Linked DNA regions of Homo sapiens: region 2 is linked to region 1. The links are chromatin contacts, found by Hi-C in ENCODE. All regions are on one chromosome and are shown on one strand. Each heading gives the region's core, a stretch centred on a gene start or an enhancer-like site at or near the end of the contact. The rest is flanking DNA. Distances are from core to core; before and after follow the strand shown.

The links. A loop is a pair of places that touch in the nucleus more often than their neighbours do. Pooled maps may share reads with other maps.
Region 2: a map of ascending aorta shows a loop between it and region 1 (2.2-fold over the local background). The contact joins the promoter of SGMS2 here to the promoter of LEF1 in region 1. A Hi-C loop is called at or near these places in 1 of 168 maps with a recorded cell type or tissue (ascending aorta), 2 of 37 single-sample maps with no recorded cell type and 5 of 50 pooled maps.

What each region holds. Positions count from the first base shown.
Region 1 is chr4:108,167,682-108,172,088 of GRCh38, forward strand. It overlaps LEF1 (lymphoid enhancer binding factor 1), which reads right to left and starts at 1,251. Exons shown (of 12, transcript NM_016269.5): 1 at 1-1,251. The coding sequence starts at 86. It overlaps LOC124900752, which reads left to right and starts at 258. Exons shown (of 2, transcript XM_047416528.1): 1 at 258-1,221; 2 at 1,429-3,289. The coding sequence starts at 819. The coding sequence ends at 2,015. It overlaps LEF1-AS1 (LEF1 antisense RNA 1), which reads left to right. Exons shown (of 3, transcript NR_029374.1): 1 at 1-152. RefSeq lists enhancers at 851-940, 3,011-3,641 and a silencer at 1,201-1,250.
Region 2 is chr4:107,822,537-107,826,943 of GRCh38, forward strand. SGMS2 (sphingomyelin synthase 2) reads left to right here and starts at 2,396. Exons shown (of 7, transcript NM_001375905.1): 1 at 2,396-2,717.

The sequences.
Region 1 (4,407 bases), core at 1-2,500:
TCGTCCTTGAAGGGGATCATCTCGTCCGTGGCGCAGAGTTCCGGGTCCCCCCCGCCGCCGCCACCTCCTCCGGAGAGTTGGGGCATCCCGGCGGCTCTGTAATCTCCGCTCCGCTGTGGGAGCACCCGCGCAACAGCAGGAAAGACAGAGGGGTAACTCAAGGGTGGGGGAGGAAAGGAGAGTTGGAAGGGTTCGTGCAGCAGGACAGCGGGCGGAAGCGGGGCGGGCGAGCGCGGGGCCGCCGGCCGGCAGCCGGAGCAGCTGCCGCGGCGCCCGAATCCCGGCGGCCGCCGCGCTTTCCCGCTTCGCGGAGACCGACGCAGGCGCCCGCCCCCGAGGCCGAAGGGCACTGGGCGGCGAGGGCTGCGGTAGCTGGCGACTCCGGGGGCGTCTGCGCGGCGCGCGCTAGACGAGGCTGCCCCGGCGGCCACCCCGCGACCCCGCGTCGCCGGGATTTGCGCGCGGAGAACGCCGGTTCTGGAGGGAGCACGCCTCCCCAAAGTGCAGAGGAGGGTCCGGCGGCGCGTCTCCGCGGAAACCCTCTCCACTGTAGTTACCCCGGATGCCGACTTAGTAGTTTGTTTTCCGAGAAAAGAGAGGGGATCTGGGCAGAAGGGCCCCGTTTGCCCCAAAAGAAGGTGCAAGGATCAGAAGATAACGAAACGTCCACTTCCTGAAGGGTGGGAAAAAAAGAAAAAGAAAAAGGAGCCACCCACGCTGGAGATGTCCGTTTTAGATCTTCTTATTTTCTTCCCTTTCGCTTCGGTTTTTCTTCTCGAGGCTCATTTAATCTGCTAGAGAAGGAGGAGGAGCAGAAGATGGGGGCCGAGGAGGAGGGGAAGAGAAAGAGAAGTTTGCCAAGAATAAAGTTTTTGCCGGCAAGCGCGGGGACTCCGCAGTGGAGGGCACTGCGGAGTCTCGGGGAGTCACAGCGGGGGCCTCGGGCCCAAATGCCTCTGCCCGGAGCTCGAGCCGACACACACACTCAGTCCGACCCCTCTTTGTTCCCGGCTCGAGTTTCTCAGCCTGGCTCGCCGGCTCGCCGCTCTGCACGCCTCCGCCGGCCAGCTCTGTCAAAGCAAAGAGCTGCGCCCCTTGAGTTCGCCCGGCCGAGGGGAGGGGACGCCCCGAGCTTGGCCGCGTGCGAGGCTCCGGGCGCGTCCTGGTTCCTCGGCCCGAGAGCGCGCAGCCCGGGTCCCTCCTCCGCGCCCTGCCCCGCAGGTGAGCGGCTGCGCCTCCCCACTGCTTCTCCTCCTCCCGCGCCTCGCCGGCGCTGAAAAGCTACCCACTTGCGTCGCTTCTCCTCCCTCTCCCCTCCCCCGCCTCTAGCTCTCCTTGGCTGCCCGCTGGAGGGGAGGCGGGGGGTGAGGGGGAGTCGGCGAGAAGGAGGTGGTGATTGAGGGCTTTTTTTTCTTTTTCTTTTCCCAGATCCTGTAGGACGAGTCTTGGTTTTGGGGTGTGTGAGTGTGGTGTGTGCGCGCGCGCCTGGAGGGAAGGATCAGGCAACTTGGCGAGAGAAGGAAGGACCGGGCGCTGCTTATAACCCACCGAAAGGCACGCTTTGCCCGCGTGAAACTGACAAGAAACATTGCCGCAGTGGCTTGACTTCATCATCTAAGTATCTATTTACTTGGCCCCCACCCACCCACTCCTTTTCCTCTGCCAGTCTCTCCCCTACCTCCTTGACGCCTCCCACTCTCCCTCCCTGGCTCTGGCAGAGGGAGGAAGATGAAAGAGAAAGCCGCTGCCGCTGTGATGGACACCACATTGATAGATGCTCTGACAGTGGGGAGAGGCGGGAATCTGGGACTGAGAAAAAAAGGAAAAGGGGAAAATATAACAGACATTGCTCAACTATTAAGAGAGAACAGAAGGACAAGGAAAAGAGAGTTGTAGCTTTCCCGAATATAATATCACACACACGCTCTTTGGAGACAAGGGAACACACTAGTGAAAATAAAATCTCTAGGCTTACGGAGAAAAAATATGACGAGGAAGAAGGAACTGAAGACTAGATTTTAATTATTGCTTTTTAAACAATATATCTTTCATTCTGTTCTCACCACGGGATGTACGGAGAGTTGTGCTAGGTCTCCAGTGGGTTTTCAGAGACACACACCGCAGTGTGTGGGAACCTCATCGAGAATGAAAAGATAATCCAAGAAGGGGGAAGAGAAGGCAAAAGGACTCAGGAGAGCAAAGCCAGAAGAGGGAGGGAGGACGGGGTAGTCCCTGGCACCTTGGACTGCGAACTGAAAGGGACCCTTGAAGACACCAATCCGAATACAACCTCAAAAATTCCCCAGTCTCCACTGTCTCTTTGATGAATTTTGTACAAAGACAGGAGTTTTCAGGAGATACTTTGTGAAAGTTACAGCAGAAGGGAAGCTGAAGTTTGAAAACACATTACATTTTGTCCCTTGGTTCTCAAACCCCCTCAGTTAAAAATCTAGGCAAAATTATTATATCCAATACAGTAACCATCTGTAAAACTTCAGAACAGTAAACAAAGGACATAAAGAAATGTATCTTCATCTCCCTTAAATCGAAAACAAGCAAAACACTACAGAATCAGATTTTGCTCCATTATATAGGAATTGTCTGGCAAAGATCCCTCTTTTTTTCCTAAAGGTGAAATTTCAGGCTGCTGAACATTGAATGGGTAAAGATTTTTACAATGCTGTATCTAAGTGAGCACTAATGACTTCACCTACTAATAACGACTACTTCTTGGGAATAAGAATTTACTAGGAAGCAATTTTTAAAACTTTACAAAGGATCCAATTGGTCCCTACAACATGGCCAGTAGTCACATGTAAATTCTATCTGGAAGATTGGGGTGAAATTAAGGGGTTGGTGAAGGAATCCAGGAAAATTAAAACATTAAATCCATTTTTAATAGCTGACAATGCTATGCCTCAAGAGAAGAAAAAGAGTATATTCTGCTACAGTGTGTGAGAAACCCAATTTTTGTTTTTGGATGATGGTGGTATGTCACTTCCCTTAAAGTTAGGCACCAGTGTGAGTAGTGTCCCAGAGAGGTGAACGTGTAGCTGTGTCAGACATTTATAGCCCCATTCTTAAAAGACACATGGGAAAACAGTCAAAAGTCCTCCCATAACTGCACCAATTTGACCAATAGGAAAACAAGTGGAAAATGCAGTTTCACCAAAGCAGAGTAGAGGTTCCTTTTCATCAAACCCTCAGGAGGGGGAGGGGAGAACACAGAATGGCCAGGGGGTACTTTCTGGAAGCCGAAGAGAGATTAAATGATGACTCTTACATCCCCCCCGCTGTTTAAGTGCTGAAACTAATTCAGATCCCACTTTCTCCTTCATGTTAACTCTGGATTCCCCGAGTAATTTGGAGCCTATGCTCCAGGTTTCCTGAAGATTAGAAGCTCAAGAAGATGGGAATTTTTAGAACAATAACTAGGGGAAACTGTTTACTTGAAGGGCCAAGGGTAGGGGGCTGCGTTTGGTATTTTACTGAGACCCCGTCCATTGAAAACATTGTTTCTAACGAAATCACCCAGCACCTTGCTCTATTTGCGTGGCTGTTTTCCTTACAGTGGTGTAACTTGTGTTAGCTGATTGTCTTTAGGATTGTTGTAAATCTTCTGATGAGCAGCACTTAGAAGGGGCTTTAGTAAAAACCATGCGCCCCAAATTTCTAAAGCTTCGTTTGGGAGAGAGGTTGACATTTGCACATGAAGTCTGTCTTTTGGAAACAGCAGGAGGACGCAGGAGGGGCGAAGTAACCCCGGGAAGACGTTCTTCCCCCTCCCTTACGGATTCAGTGTAGTTCCTGGCATAAGCAATTCTGTCACCGGGCGGTCTTTTCTAATTCGTGTGGGGGCTGATATTAACATAAGCAGCCGCCTCTTCGGGTGCGAGTGGGATCCCAGGTCCGGGATGTGGTGGGTGCGGTGCGGGAGAGGCACCCGCCGCCCCCTTCACTCGGATGTTAGAGGCAAGTTGTTCGTGTGAACTCGAGCGAACGACTGGAGGTTGGCTGTTGTAGGTTCACTCCTTCAGGATGTGGGTTTCAGGGGGCGTTTTGATGTGATTTAATTCCGACCGTGAAAACAATTGCTAGGGGCTGGCTGGATTGCTGTTGGTTTTTCCCCTCCTGGTGGCTTTGCTTGGTTTGGGTTTAGTTTGGGAACAAACTTGTTTTATATCAACACTTCCTTCTACATCGGGCGCCGTCGCCTCAACTGCGCGTGGGGGGCGAGGCGCCCACCCCGCACAAGAACAGAGGAGCGGGGGAGAAGAGACGGCCTCGCTGCTCACTGGGTAAGCGGAGCCCAGCCCCGCTCGGGAGCGGGCAGGAGAGACAGGGTAGTGACCCCCACTCACACCAGAAAACCCCTCCCCCCGGCGATTTTGCTGCCAACTCGAGTCG
Region 2 (4,407 bases), core at 1,146-3,645, 340 kb before region 1:
CAGCTACTCGGGAGGCTGAGGCAGGAGAATTGCTTGAACCCAGGAGGTGGAGGTTGCAGTGAGCTGAGATTAAGCCACTGCACTCCAGCCCAGGCGACAGAGCAAGACTCCATCTCAAAAAAATTTTTTTAAATTTAATTTTTGTAGGTACATAGTAGGTATATTTATGGGGTACACACAATATTTTGATATAGGCACATAATGCATAATAATCACATCAGAGTAAATGGGATATCTACCATCTCAAACATTTATCCTTTCTTTATGTTACAAACCAATTATATTCTTAGTTATTTTAAAATGCACAATTACTGTTGCCTGTAGTTGCCCTGTTTTGCTATCAAATACTATACCTTATTCATTCTATCTAACTATATATATATTTTTTACCCATTACCCATCCCCCCTACCCTTCCCAGCCTCTGGTAACCATCATTCTACTGTCTCCATGAGTTCAATTGTTTTAAATGTTAGCTCCCATGAATAAGTGAGAACATGTGAAATTTGTCTTTCTGTGCCTGGCTTATTTCACTTAACATAATGACCTCTAGTTCCATCTATGTTGTTGCAAATGCCAGGATCTCATTCTTTGTTATGGCTGAATAGTACTCCATGGGTATATGTAACGATTTATCCATTCATCTGTTGATGGACACTTAGGTTGCTTCCAAACCTTGGCTATTGTGAGTAGTGCTGCAATAAACATAGGAGTGCAGGTATCTCTTTGATACACTGATTTCCTTTTTTGGGCATATATACCTAGCAGTGAGATTGCTAGGTCATACGGTATCTCTATTTTTAGTTTTATGAGGAACTTCCATACTGTTCTCCATAGTGGTTATACTTTTTACATTCCCACAAACACAAGGGTTCCTTTTTTTTTCCACAACCTCGCCAGTATTTATTGCCTGAGCACCTTTTCATATACCTGTTTGCTATTTGTATGTCTTCTTTTGAGAAATGTCTATTCAAATCTTTTGCCCATTTATTACTCGGACTATTAGATTTTTTTTTCCTATAGAGTTGTTGGAGCTCCTCATATATTCTGGTTATTAATCCCTTGTCAGATGGATAGTTCCCATTCTGTGGGTTGTCTCTTCAGTTTGTTTCCTTTGCTGTGCAGAAGCTTTTTAGCTTAATATGATCCCATTTGTCCATTTTCTTTGGTTGCCTGTACTGTGACGACATCTTGAAGTTGCGAGTTTGGGGATTGCCTGCCTTGTATATTCTTTTCTGTTACCATCATCTTTAATAGCCACAAATGACTGTTGACCCACATGATATCTGCACTAGAAACCCAAAGATTCCCGTCATTATTTTTGTTGATTATATGGAAGCACCCATAAACCAGCGCAAATCCTAAACATAATTATCTTGTCCAGAAGGAGACATTAATGTAAAACTTATGTCAAGAAAGATTTAGCCACATTCCCTCGGATTGGTCATTCCTAGTTAGAGTCCTTGAGGCTGCCATCGTTTACTTTGAAAACTGCCCAGCAGGTGTATGAATAGCAACTCCAGGACAATGTAGAACCATTACCATTTTAAAGACAGCAATCCCCCTTTTAAAAAACTACTGAGGCCTTCGAAGAAACCACACGGCTGCCTTGGGCCCCAAAAGCTGCGGAAAAGCGCAGTATTCAGTTAAGCAAATAACTACTTACACTGTTTATTTTGGTTACGATTCCTTAAGTGAGAAGTAAATCAATTAACAGGACAAATGACACGATGGTTAGGCACGAAAGGGACAGTGCTGCCACCTCATTAGCTTGGAGCAACCTTCCAGCTCATACCATGCGGACTGATGACTAACCTTGCCAGGCAACGCTGTGAGGTTTGGAAACCCACCTCTTTGACCTAGGCCCGGTCAACACCGATAAACCCTCTGAATCAACGCTGGCGCTCCCAAGCCCACTCACACGCCGTCAGGAAGCAGTTTCCGAAACAGGCCGGGTGCGGGGGTGGGGGATCCCGTTCCAGCCCCACCCCTGAAAGTTGCTGGGAGTGGCACCCAAAGAACTTTCCCAGATTGATCTCTGTTGCCGCTCAGGGAGGTCAGCTCCAGGCCCTCAGCCTTTCGGCCGGGAGCCAAACTGCCCTGCCTGCCAAGCCCCTCCTTCTCTGCACCTTAAACAGCCGCGAGGGGAGAGTCGGCTGGGATTTTCTTCTTAAGAAGTCGCGCAGGTTTTTCGAGCTCCACTCTGCGCCAGGAGAGCCACGGCAGCAGGAACGGGCACTGCTGCCACCGGGCCGACGGGTGAGTCACTGTTTGGAAATGGAGTGGGCGGGCGAGGGTGTGAGAGAATGAATGATGTCAAGAGCGCGCTGGGCGCAGGGCGCAGGGAGCGGGCCGCGCGCGGCGGGCGGGGAGAGCGGGCGCGGGGCCGCGGTCAACACTGAGCGCCGCGCCGTGGGCCGAGTGGGGCGGGGAGACCCAGCCCTCGGCGCGCACGGAGCCTGGCCGGTGCTGCAGCGCCGCCGAGTGCGGCCTCGGGGGCGGCGGCCGCGGGAGGGACCCGGAGAGCTGCTTCCCCTAGTCAGGCCGCGGCGTGGGAGGGCGAGACCCCGAGCAAACTTTCTAGCGGCTTCGGCCCGAGGGTGGTGACGCCCGGGGCTGGTCGCGGCGGCTGCGGCAGCGGGCTCCATCCCCTGGCAAATCCCCTTCCCGGGAGCAAGTGCCTTCAGCTGGGAGTGTCTGGAGCCCTGGCCACCAGCGGGTAAGGAGCGCGCGGAGGGGCCAGGAGGAGGATGGGCTGGGGAGCGGAGAGTCCTCCGAAGCGCGGGAGGGGAAAGGTGGATTGCGAAGCGGGGACGTGGCTCTAATCCGGCCCCCACCCTCCCCGCCCAGGGCATGCTTCCTCGATTTTGTGGTCTGGAGGAGAGATGTGTGCCTTAGTCTCCTTCCTCTGAGCAGTCATCTCATTCATTTGCAACCCATTTCGGGTACCCCGGTCCTGGCGTTGGAAGGGCACAGGTTAAACCCCAGATTGTCCAGAACCACTCCGGAGGTCAGGGCTGAAGTTCAGTTGGTGGAGGAGGGACTGTGTGTGTGTGTTTGTGTGTGTGGTTTTTCTTTTCTTTCTCTTTTTTTTTTTTTTTTTTTTTGAGAGGCACTTACTGATGATGTGTGAACAGTAACAGCCCAGCTCTGGGCAGCCCACACCGAAACCCTTCAACGTGTGGCATTCCAGAGCTGCTCCCTTTACGGAAGGGAAGACTTGGTTTCTCAGCGAAAATAAGGGGCGGGGAACCCCTGTCAACATCCATCCAGAGGTATGGATAATCATTAATTATCCACGGCTTGAAACCAACTCAAAATGTTATGTCCTGTAGTCTTTTTTATTTATTAATGTTGCCGGTCCTCTATTTCAAGTCTTGCCTGCTCTGAAATGACCTTAAAATCATTTTGACATGTGTGTTATATTTTGAAGAGATTCAACTGTTTAGTGTCACTGGATTCGGCGTGGGTTTTCAATCTGTACCTAACTTTTCAAATCCTTGGTTTCATTACCAGTCTCCTCTATTAACGGTGGGTGCTCAGGCACATTAAACATTCTGAACCAGTAAAATGGGATTATAGCTACTTCAGATAATAAGGTGGATTAAATAAGGATTAATAATGAGGATAATAATGAGGATTAAAGCGCAAAAGACTTCTCATAATGTCTGGTACAAAGCAGACCCCAACAAATTATAGCTGTTTATATATAAATAATAGTGTGTTGCAGCTGGCTTAGGTAATAACCAATTAATTTCCACAGAATGTCCTCCTTATAAGCCTGGTGGGCCGAGGGTTAGCATGTGAAATCCTTTGGCAAGTTCCTTAGATTGGGAAGTGATGTTTTCAGCAAGTTAAACATTTTTAGTACGGATACCTGAGAAGGTTATGGTTTCCATCCTGTGTCATGGGAACTGCCATTTACTGTTTAAACAATGTCAGAGCAATGGCTGAAAGTGACAACCTGGAATTTACAGGAAGAAAGGACGTGAGGAAGCTAACTTTACCTTTACCTTTTTTTTTTCCTAAAGAAGCAGTGCAAGCAGTGCAAAATTTCCTCTTTATGGCCCTTTCCTTGGTCTTCTAATGTTCTTACTTCACAATAGTCTGGTTGAAGTGTTTTTTTTTTTAACAAGTTAATGTTTAATTTGGTTCCTTTGGTTTCATTTTTAAGTAAAGCTAGTTGACTTGTGAACCTAGAGGGAAACACTTGGACACCTTGAGGTGGCTGCACCTTGTTCTGAGTTTCTCCCCTCGCAGAATCTCATAAAAGCCCTAGGAAATGTTTGGAAGAAACTTTAGCACTTGTGCACGTTATTGAAGACATTTGCTCTTACCATAACTATAACAACTTACAGGGTGAAAGATCTGGGAGCTGTCCTACGACAGTACCGTGTAGTGAGATCATG